Linked DNA regions of Homo sapiens: region 2 is linked to region 1. Evidence: chromatin contacts called from ENCODE Hi-C or POLR2A ChIA-PET data. All regions are on one chromosome and are shown on one strand. The core of a region is the stretch at or near the end of the contact, and the rest is flanking DNA. Distances in the headings are between cores, read along the strand shown. Region 1 holds the start of CT75 (cancer/testis associated transcript 75). Region 2 has its middle 44 kb from the start of RNF228.

Region 1 (4,532 bases), core at 765-3,264:
CCCCGCGTAGGGGGCGGGGGACTGCTGGGGTAAAAGGCAACATCTTTATAAGCAGCCGCACCCCAAATCTCCTTCCCGAGCGCCTCCAGGCCGCCCTCAACTCCCAATTTCAAGTCCAACAAAAACCGATATCCTAAGCTGCTGGGAAAGCTGCGTTGAGAAGGCCGAGGGGGACTGCAGAGGAGCCCAGGGACGGGGAGGGACCGTGGTGCACGCGCCGGGGGCGGGGGACGGGGAGGCGGGAGGGGGAGGCGGTCGCTGCTGCGCCCCCGCCTGGCCCAGCCAGCGGTGCCTCCCCCGCCAGGCGACAGCAGTCAGAGGGGGGAGGCAGAAGCGCCTCCTCCCCGCCCGGAGCCCAGGCGGCGGTGCAGGGGGAGGAAGGCACCTCACCTTGCCCCCGATGAGGGGCGGATCATGCCATGGCAGCGCCGGCGAGCGACAGCGGCGGCAGCCAGCAGAGCCCAAGCAGCAGCCCCGGGAGCCGGGAGGGAGCTGGGGTCGCCGCGAAGGGAGCCCCGGACTGCGGAGACGCAGGAGCCCGGGACGCAGCGGAGACGGTCTCCGGCCTCCCTCCGCTTGAGGACTACGAGTGCAAAATCTGCTACAACTACTTCGACGCGGACCGGCGCGCGCCCAAGCTGCTGGCGTGCTTGCACACCTTCTGCCAGGAGTGCCTGAGCCAGCTGCAGCTCCGCGCCGCCGCCGCCGCCGCCGCTGCCGCCGCGCCTGAGCGCCCGCCGCGCCCGCCGCCCTGGCTCTGCCCGCCCGGCGCCATCGCGTGCCCGGTGTGCCGCCACCGCACGCCGCTGCCCGACAGCCGCGTGCACGGCCTGCCCAACAACACCAAGCTAGCCGAGGCCTTCCCGCTGGCTTTGCGCGCAGCGCACGACCCGCTGCCCCAGGACCGCCTCCCGCCGCTGCCCGCGCGCCTGCCCGCGCCCGCTGCTGCCCCGCCGCCCACCCCGGCCCCGCCACCGCCGCCCTCCCCCGCCCCACCGCAGCCGCCGCCGCCGCCGCCTGCCGAGGACGCGGCCCCCGGGCCTCGAGCCCGCCCCGGCCTGCGCGCCCCGGGCGCCTACGACAGCTGCCAGAACTGCAAGCGCGCGGCGCTCACCGCTGGCTGCGTGTGCGTGGTCTTCTCCTTCCTCTCCATGGTGGTGCTGCTCTTCACCGGCCTCATCTTCGTCAACCACTACGGCGGCGGGGGAACCCCCGGAGGCGGGGCGCCCCCTGGCGAGGCACCGGCCACCGGGTCGCCCTCGCCCTCGCCCGTGGGGCCCATCTGCCTGTCGGTGGCCAGCATCCTGGCACTCTTCTCGGTCGTTGTCACCTGGGTCATCTGCTGGCTCAAGTATCGGCCCGAGGGTGCGGCCGCGGGCTCGACGGGGGGCAGCGGCGGCGGCGGCGGCCCGAGGGCACGGGCTGCGGCGGGCGGCGCGCGGAGGAGCGACACATAGCCGGGCCACGCCGCGGAACCGGCGCCTGCACCTCCAGCCCCGCGTGGCGGGAGAAGAGGGGGCCTCTGGCTCGGTGCGCTCGAGCTTCTGCACCCTCTCCCTGCTGCCCCCGGGCTCTCCTGGACTCACACTCTCTCCCAACTCGGCCACTGAGGAGCCTCGGTTTTCTGTCCCTCGGGCTTCTGTCGCCCCTCGCCCTTCGCGCTGGGCCAGAGAGGGAAACTGAACAGGAAGGGATGTTGGTGGGGGGGGGGGGTCTCTTTTGCCTGGACTGTGCAAAATTGACCTCCGCGTTATGCACCACCCTCGTCCTCGTCAGAATGTGCGGCCATCCCTCCCTAGAGCACAAAGATCTGCAGAGACGAAGCAAGGGGAGGGGGAGCCCCACCGCCCCGCCTGAAAGCTGGTTTTCTGGCCGCCAGGACTTGAGAGTTTCTTTAAAGGTGCAGCTGCGCGCGTGCACACGTGCATCTGTGGCGGCTGTGAATGGACTTGAATTGCCCGGAGGAAGAATGAATGGGATGTAAACGTGAGAGGAAAAGGATTTCCTGCTTCCTAGCGGTCCTGGAAAGGGAGAGATCCTGAGCGCTGAGAGTGACGGACACTCCCCGCCGGCACAGCGCGGGCGTGCCCGGAGCTCAGGCAGCAGCTGGGCGCGATGGGGCAGGTGCACGGCGCGCGTGCGCGATCGGAGCCGACTCGGAGTGGCCGAGGCTGCGGCGCGCCCAGGGCGGTGGGCCCTGTTGCCCATGGCCGGGTGTTGTCTGGAGCAGAGCCTAGAAGTCTCATCTCCTGGAAGCTTGTGGTTGTTTTATTCACGGTGTTACTGCCAGGAAGTCTTCTGTAACTAGACTCAGGGAGCTTAAAGAGCCTGTTCTCCCTTCTCTCAAAAGTGGCTTACGGTTGCCCCCACCTGGAAGATATTGAAAGCTATTCACACAGAATATAAACTAGATTTTCTCCTTCCCCTCGCCTTTTTTTCTTAATTTCATTTAACATATAATTTATTTTTGAATATATAAATCTGGAAATTTTTGTGCATTAAGATTTCCAGAAAATTGTTTGATAAGCAGTGACATTATTCCCATACCTCGAGTCCAAATACATTTCGAAATTAGGAGCAGAAAATAAAAGCCTGTTGGTAATTGATTCAATATTTTATACTGTGAAATAACTAATGACTTTTAATTATCTGATAAAATATAAACTAGTGCCCAAACATGAAATCAACTAACTGAAGGTCTTTCTGCCTTTGGCTACAAAAGATATATATCGTATACACTTATTAGAAAGTATTATATGATTTTGAATTTAGCTGTTTGATATTGTTGGAATTACTGAAATGTTCACATACAGTCACATGAGATGAAAAAGAATATATATCTATCTGATTTTGTAACTACAAAGATGAATTGCCAGTATATGTTGCAAGTGGGTTAGATGCCTTTTTTTTTAAGAAGGAAAACTGTTCCAAATGTATTTTATATGAAAACATTCTTTATTCCATCTTTTGAAATTTGGAATAAGACAAAGTTTTCATGCTTAAAAATCACAGAATCTACTGAAGGTATGCTATTATTCCTCGAGTATTTATGCAAGCTGTCTGCATGATATCCTGACACTATTCTATTAATTGAACTTGAATCGAGCATTTGTATCTATCATAGGAGTGAAGTAATTTATTGGCCATTGATAAGTGGTTTGGCTGCAATGTAGAAACTACAGTATGAAGTGTTTTATGTCTGCATTGTCTTAATAATAAAAACAAGAGGTATTTATAGAAATATCTATTTTCATGACATTAATTTCATGGTAAAATTGCTCCATTATTTGTGTGGCACTTCTCTTCCTTAAATACATGTCCCCTTCTAAATCCAAATTTCACATTTTTAAATGGGGCTGAGAGAGAAATAACTCACACATGGAAATGTGCGTTGCTAAGATGGGCATTTAGTGGGATTATTTCTAGGAATAATGACCCTGGAAGGCCCAGTGAGATCTGTTGTATTCTGAAGAGAGAAGTAACTTACATATTTACTACCACAATGTCCACTAAAACTAAACTCTGTTGTCAGACTTTGTTCTTGCCTTCTATGAAATGTTTTTAGGTTTCTATTACTAAAAGTCACTTTTCAGAACTTAGTTTTAATTTATTTATACCCCCATGTCTTGTGTTTTACTTCTATATCCATTTTTACCTCTTATTCATTCTTTATTTACCTCCATTACTAAGATTCTGTTTGCACTAAAAACTGTTGAGTTGCACAAGTGCAGCTACACATGTATATATGTATGTATTAGGTTTATGTTTAAAGATATATTATGTATAAAATATATGCATACTGGTAACAACTTGGCTTTGTGGCTGTAACCATTGTACATGTGTACACACACATGAGTTTTTTATGTGTGCTAAACTGGCAACCTAGAAGTCTGTCTAAGGTTACTTTGGGCACCAGGTTTCTTTTTAGAGTTTATTTGTGCTCCAGAGAAGTATGCCAATAATGTAACCTAAAAGATTCCTCATAACTGAGAAATACATTCTTGAATCACCTCGATGGCAACAGAAGCCACATTTTGCTTCTATTATAGATTGCACGTGTAAATTTCATGTAATTGAAATTTGAGTTAGAATACTTTGAAGTCAAAGAGACACACTTAGCAGATCAGTATCTAAACATGGAGAGAGATTTTCTGTGGCTTACCATGCTTTATTGCTAATTTCTGATTTTGCCATCAGGAACTGAGTGGCAGGATGTGGTCATGGAAAATATCTGTCTGGTTTCTAGTGGTTATCTGGCATTCAGGTCTCTCTCCCCTCTCTCCATTCAGCAGATTGGGTTTAATCATTTATATTTACGTGGAAACACCTATACACCAGCACCTTAGACAAAGCAGGAGTTTAAGAAGTAATTGTTGAAATAGCAAGTAAGTTGTCTGGAGGATTCCTGGTGAAAGTGGTATTTTTTTTTCCCTTCCCATGGCAACTCTTCATCTTGGAAAAGCTTGATTCAATCCTGGACACCTCTACTACCAGTAGAGTCACTACAAAAAGCCAGGCCTGGTCTGGTCTCT
Region 2 (3,963 bases), core at 809-3,308, 46 kb before region 1:
ACATAATGGTAAAGGGATCAATTCAACAAGAAGAGCTAACCATCCTAAATATATATGCACCCAATACAGGAGCACCCAGATTCATAAAGCAACTCCTTAGAGACCTACAAAGAGACTTAGACTCCCACACAGTAATAATGGGAAACTTTAACATCCCACTGTCAGTATTAGACAGATCAATGAGAAAGAAGGTTAACAAGGATATCCAGGACAACCAAACACCGCATGTTCTCACTCATAGGTGGGAATTGAGCAATGAGATCACTTGGACACAGGAAGTGGAACATTACACACCGGGGCCTGTTGCGGGGTGGGGGGCTGGGGGAGGGATAGCTTTAGGAGAAATACCTAATGTAAATGATGAGTTGATGGGTGCCATAAACCAACATGGCACATGTATACCTATGTGTCAAACCTGCACGTTGTACACATGTACCCTAGAACTTAAAGTATTACAAAAAAAAAAAAAAGAATAAGAGCAACTGTGGATCTCTTCTCTCCTAAAAAGAGCCTATCTCTCTCTGGCATTTGGTTCTTTTAGGTTCTTTGCATCCTCCACTCTCTCTTAAGTTTTAAGAAATATGATTTTGTACTTTTTCTAGCTTGATTTGGTTATTAGGATGACAATTATGGTCTATTTTGCCTTTGTTTGCCCTAACAGGAAGTGAACATTGAACTGGAATTATCGTTGAGGCTCCTTTCTCTTCATCTCTGGCCCTCAATAGTCTAACAATTCTTCTCTTTAACATGAGTCTCACGACTTTTGGAATGAATCCTCATTATATCAGAGTAAGGATTAGAATATTAGCTTGGCCTTACTGGTAGTCTATCTCTAGTCAACCTCTCCCTCCTTCAGTCCCTCTGTCGTGTAATCTAGTCCCTCCATGATTTGGGTTCCTCAACTGCATCACATCTAAATGAGGCAGTCTATAGGCTGGCCCCACCTCTTTTATATAATTTTTTTAAAAAATAATATCCTAATTTTATTCCAGTGATATTGAATGGTTCATATATATTTGGGAGGGTGGAAGAGCCAGGTTGATGTCACATAGCCAAGAAAATGCTCCAAATCCCACTGTAGTGATCTGGTGGAAATATCATGCTTACCACCACTAGACTCTGGACAGCGCATCTTGGGCCTCCAGTATCAACACTGATACCGAATGTTGCTGCTGCAAACTCACTATGGCTGTCCTCACTGCCTCCTATTGCCACAACTGAGTCTGCATAGTATTCATTTATTCATGCAATAAATATTTACTGATTGTCTACTATAGGACAGGCTCTCTTCTAGGGGCGGTGGAAATATGAATAAATAACCAAGACTTCTGCCTTTGTAGAGTATATATTCTACCCAAGCAACCAATTTATCCAGTTTGTCTGAGACTTTCCCAGGTTGTGCACCAAAAGGGTTGCATCCTGTGAAAGCCCTAAGTTCAATAGAAATTTGAAAGAAGAATATTCCAGGCAAAAGAAACAGTGATGAACTTGAGGTGAGTGAGGCCCTGTTATTAGGGGAATATCAAGGACCACAGTGTGGCTATCATGAATTGAGAGAGATTTAGGCAGGTTAATAACATTTCCAAGTCTCTGTTTCTTCATTAATAATTTTGGAAGAAAAACAGACAATCTTTTGCTAGTAACTGGGAAGGATAAAAAAGTCAGTGTATTCAATCACACAAAGGACTTTGAATAGTAAGCATGACTCAAGGATCCCTTTGGCCATCTCAGCAAAGCCAAGAATAGAGATTGGATTTCCCAGGATGGAACTGTGGAGGAACCTCTTGTCTAATGGACTGAATCTCTTGTGACATACTTAGAAGACCCATGATGTTCTTGAGAATGTCATGCCATCAAAAACACTGCGAAGTGGGTATGAAAGGGACAGCAAGGGGACAGAATGAAAGAAGGCTGTCAGACTCCCCACATTTTACAGGCTGATAAACTACTAAGTTGAAAAACTACTAAGACTGATAAACTGGCAGATAAAACTACTAAGCTACAAACGTGTGTTACCCTTCATGAAAAAGGAAGGATGACTCAGCACAGAACAATAAGCCCAAACTGTGGAGTCATTTCTCAGAGGAAATTACGCCAGGGAAATATGTAAGTTGTAAAAGTTTTATTAAAAAATAAAACAAGACTTAAATACAGCCTTGAAGACAGGGAAACACTTTCAACATTAATTAGAATAGATAGATTACATTCTATATTGCAAAGTCTTAAAACTAAAGTTCTCAATTTCAATATCATAATAAAATATACTCTGCCTTATTAAAAACCTTTTATTTCCTTTTCATAGTACACTATGTGATATATATTTGACAAAGTGTAGCAAGATGTCTACTTAATATTCTATTCTTTTTTTTTTTTTGATGGAGTTTCTCTCTTGTTGCCCAAGCTGGAGTGCAATGGCACGATCTCAGCTCACTGCTACCTCTGCCTCCCAGGTTCAAGTGGTTCTCCTGTCTCAGCCTCCCAAGTAGCTAGGATTATAGGCACCTGCCACTACGCCTGGCTAATTTATTGTTAGTAGAGATGGGGTTTCACCATGTTGGCCAGGTGGTCTTGAACTCCTGACCTCAAGTGATCCACCCGCCTCAGCCTCCCAAAGTGCTGGGATGACAGGAGTGAGCCACCACACCCACCCGGACTATTTCTATTTAATAAACAAAGTATTTATTTTTTATTTTATTAAAAGGACAAATACTTTTCAGGTTTCAATGGAACATTGTTTTTCTGCTATCTTTAGTTTAACTGGGTAGAGTATGAGCCTTGCTTGTAGGAATTAATACTTCCTAAAATCTATGAAACGGACTCCAGGACCGAGCAAACTGACAAGATCCACTTTCAATTAATACCTTAGGCTGAATGATTTTAAAGTAGCTTTAAACTGATTCCTAAAAAGCATTCTACAGAAAGAGACATGCTCAAGGTTCCTCAGAGAGAAGCAAGCAAGAAAACTCTAATTTTAAATATAATTTTTGGCAGTTGGGTCTTAAATCAACTGGTTCTCTTTTAGTTATTTTTGGATCTAATAAGCCAACCTAAAAAAACATACTAAATTAATTTAAAGTAATTCATGTTTATAATACAAATGGACATAAATAAACCTAATTTTCTAATACTGGTAATAACAACCAAGGCTGCTTCTCATAATAGAAAAATAAAACCAACATCCTCCCTGTATTAGTCTGTTCTCACGCTGCTATGAAGAAATACCCAAGACTGGGTAATTTAATAAGAAGAGAGGTTTAATTGACTAGCAGTTCTGCAGGGTTGGGGAAACCTCAGGAAATTTACAATCATGGTGGAGGGGGAGGCAAACATGTCCTTCTTCACATCACTGCAGCAAGGAGAAGTGCCGAGCAAAGGTGGGAAAGCCCCCTATAAAACCATCAGATCTTGTGAGAACTCACTATCACGAGAATAGTGTAGAGGTAACCACCCCTTTGATTAAGTTACCTCCCACTAGGCCCCTCCCAAAACACATGGGGATAATGGGAACTCCAATTCAAGATGAGTTTTGGGTGGGGATGCAGCCAAACCATATCACTCCCAAAGAAACTTCTGGAATATGCACCTTGACTCCTCTATAAAAGGAAACCATCTTGATCATTGATAAACTTGGAAAAACCTGAAACAATATGTTATTCCAACCCACAGTATTACCATCCAAAGAGAAGAGGCTGAGGCCTTATACTATACGAAATGTTAACAAGGGAGAGAAGTATAGTGAAAATAAAATAAAAATAAAATAAAAAATCCAAATATACTTTCCAAAGACTAAAATAGTACTTCTCCAAAAGATGGAAAGTATTTCTCTATCTCATGGAAAGGCAGTGGTCCGTGGCATTGGCTACTTTATGAGGTTGAGGAAATAACTCTAGTTTATTTTAATGTACCATGTAATCTGGCTCATTTCCCATATTGTTCTGTGATCTTAACTGTGGAATTCAAGGG

What was found. Hi-C counts contacts between places; a loop is a spot of excess contacts on that map. ChIA-PET counts read pairs that join two places held with the same protein, here RNA polymerase II (POLR2A). Pooled maps may share reads with other maps.
Region 2: a loop to region 1 is called in a map of endothelial cell of umbilical vein, with 4 times the contacts of the local background. The contact joins the enhancer-like site here to the promoter of CT75 in region 1. A Hi-C loop is called at or near these places in 1 of 168 maps with a recorded cell type or tissue (endothelial cell of umbilical vein) and 3 of 50 pooled maps. POLR2A ChIA-PET finds 5 or more read pairs at or near these places in 2 of 52 experiments (HepG2 and MCF 10A).

Annotation. Positions count from the first base shown.
Region 1 is chr2:222,315,953-222,320,484 of GRCh38, reverse strand. CT75 (cancer/testis associated transcript 75) reads right to left here and starts at 2,014. Exons shown (of 4, transcript NR_136642.1): 1 at 1,115-2,014. RNF228 (ring finger protein 228) reads left to right here and starts at 330. Exons shown (of 1, transcript NM_001395871.1): 1 at 330-4,532. The coding sequence starts at 420. The coding sequence ends at 1,457. RefSeq lists silencers at 150-459, 1,100-1,429 and enhancers at 1,900-1,949, 1,726-2,321.
Region 2 is chr2:222,362,511-222,366,473 of GRCh38, reverse strand. No RefSeq gene overlaps it. Among named protein-coding and RNA genes, the nearest start is that of RNF228, 44 kb to the right of the region's middle. Within about 2 kb of position 2,058, at least 3 of the 41 ENCODE cell types and tissues checked have a DNase peak (open chromatin) inside an H3K27ac peak, as active enhancers do; they include endothelial cell of umbilical vein, where a contact is called at or near this core.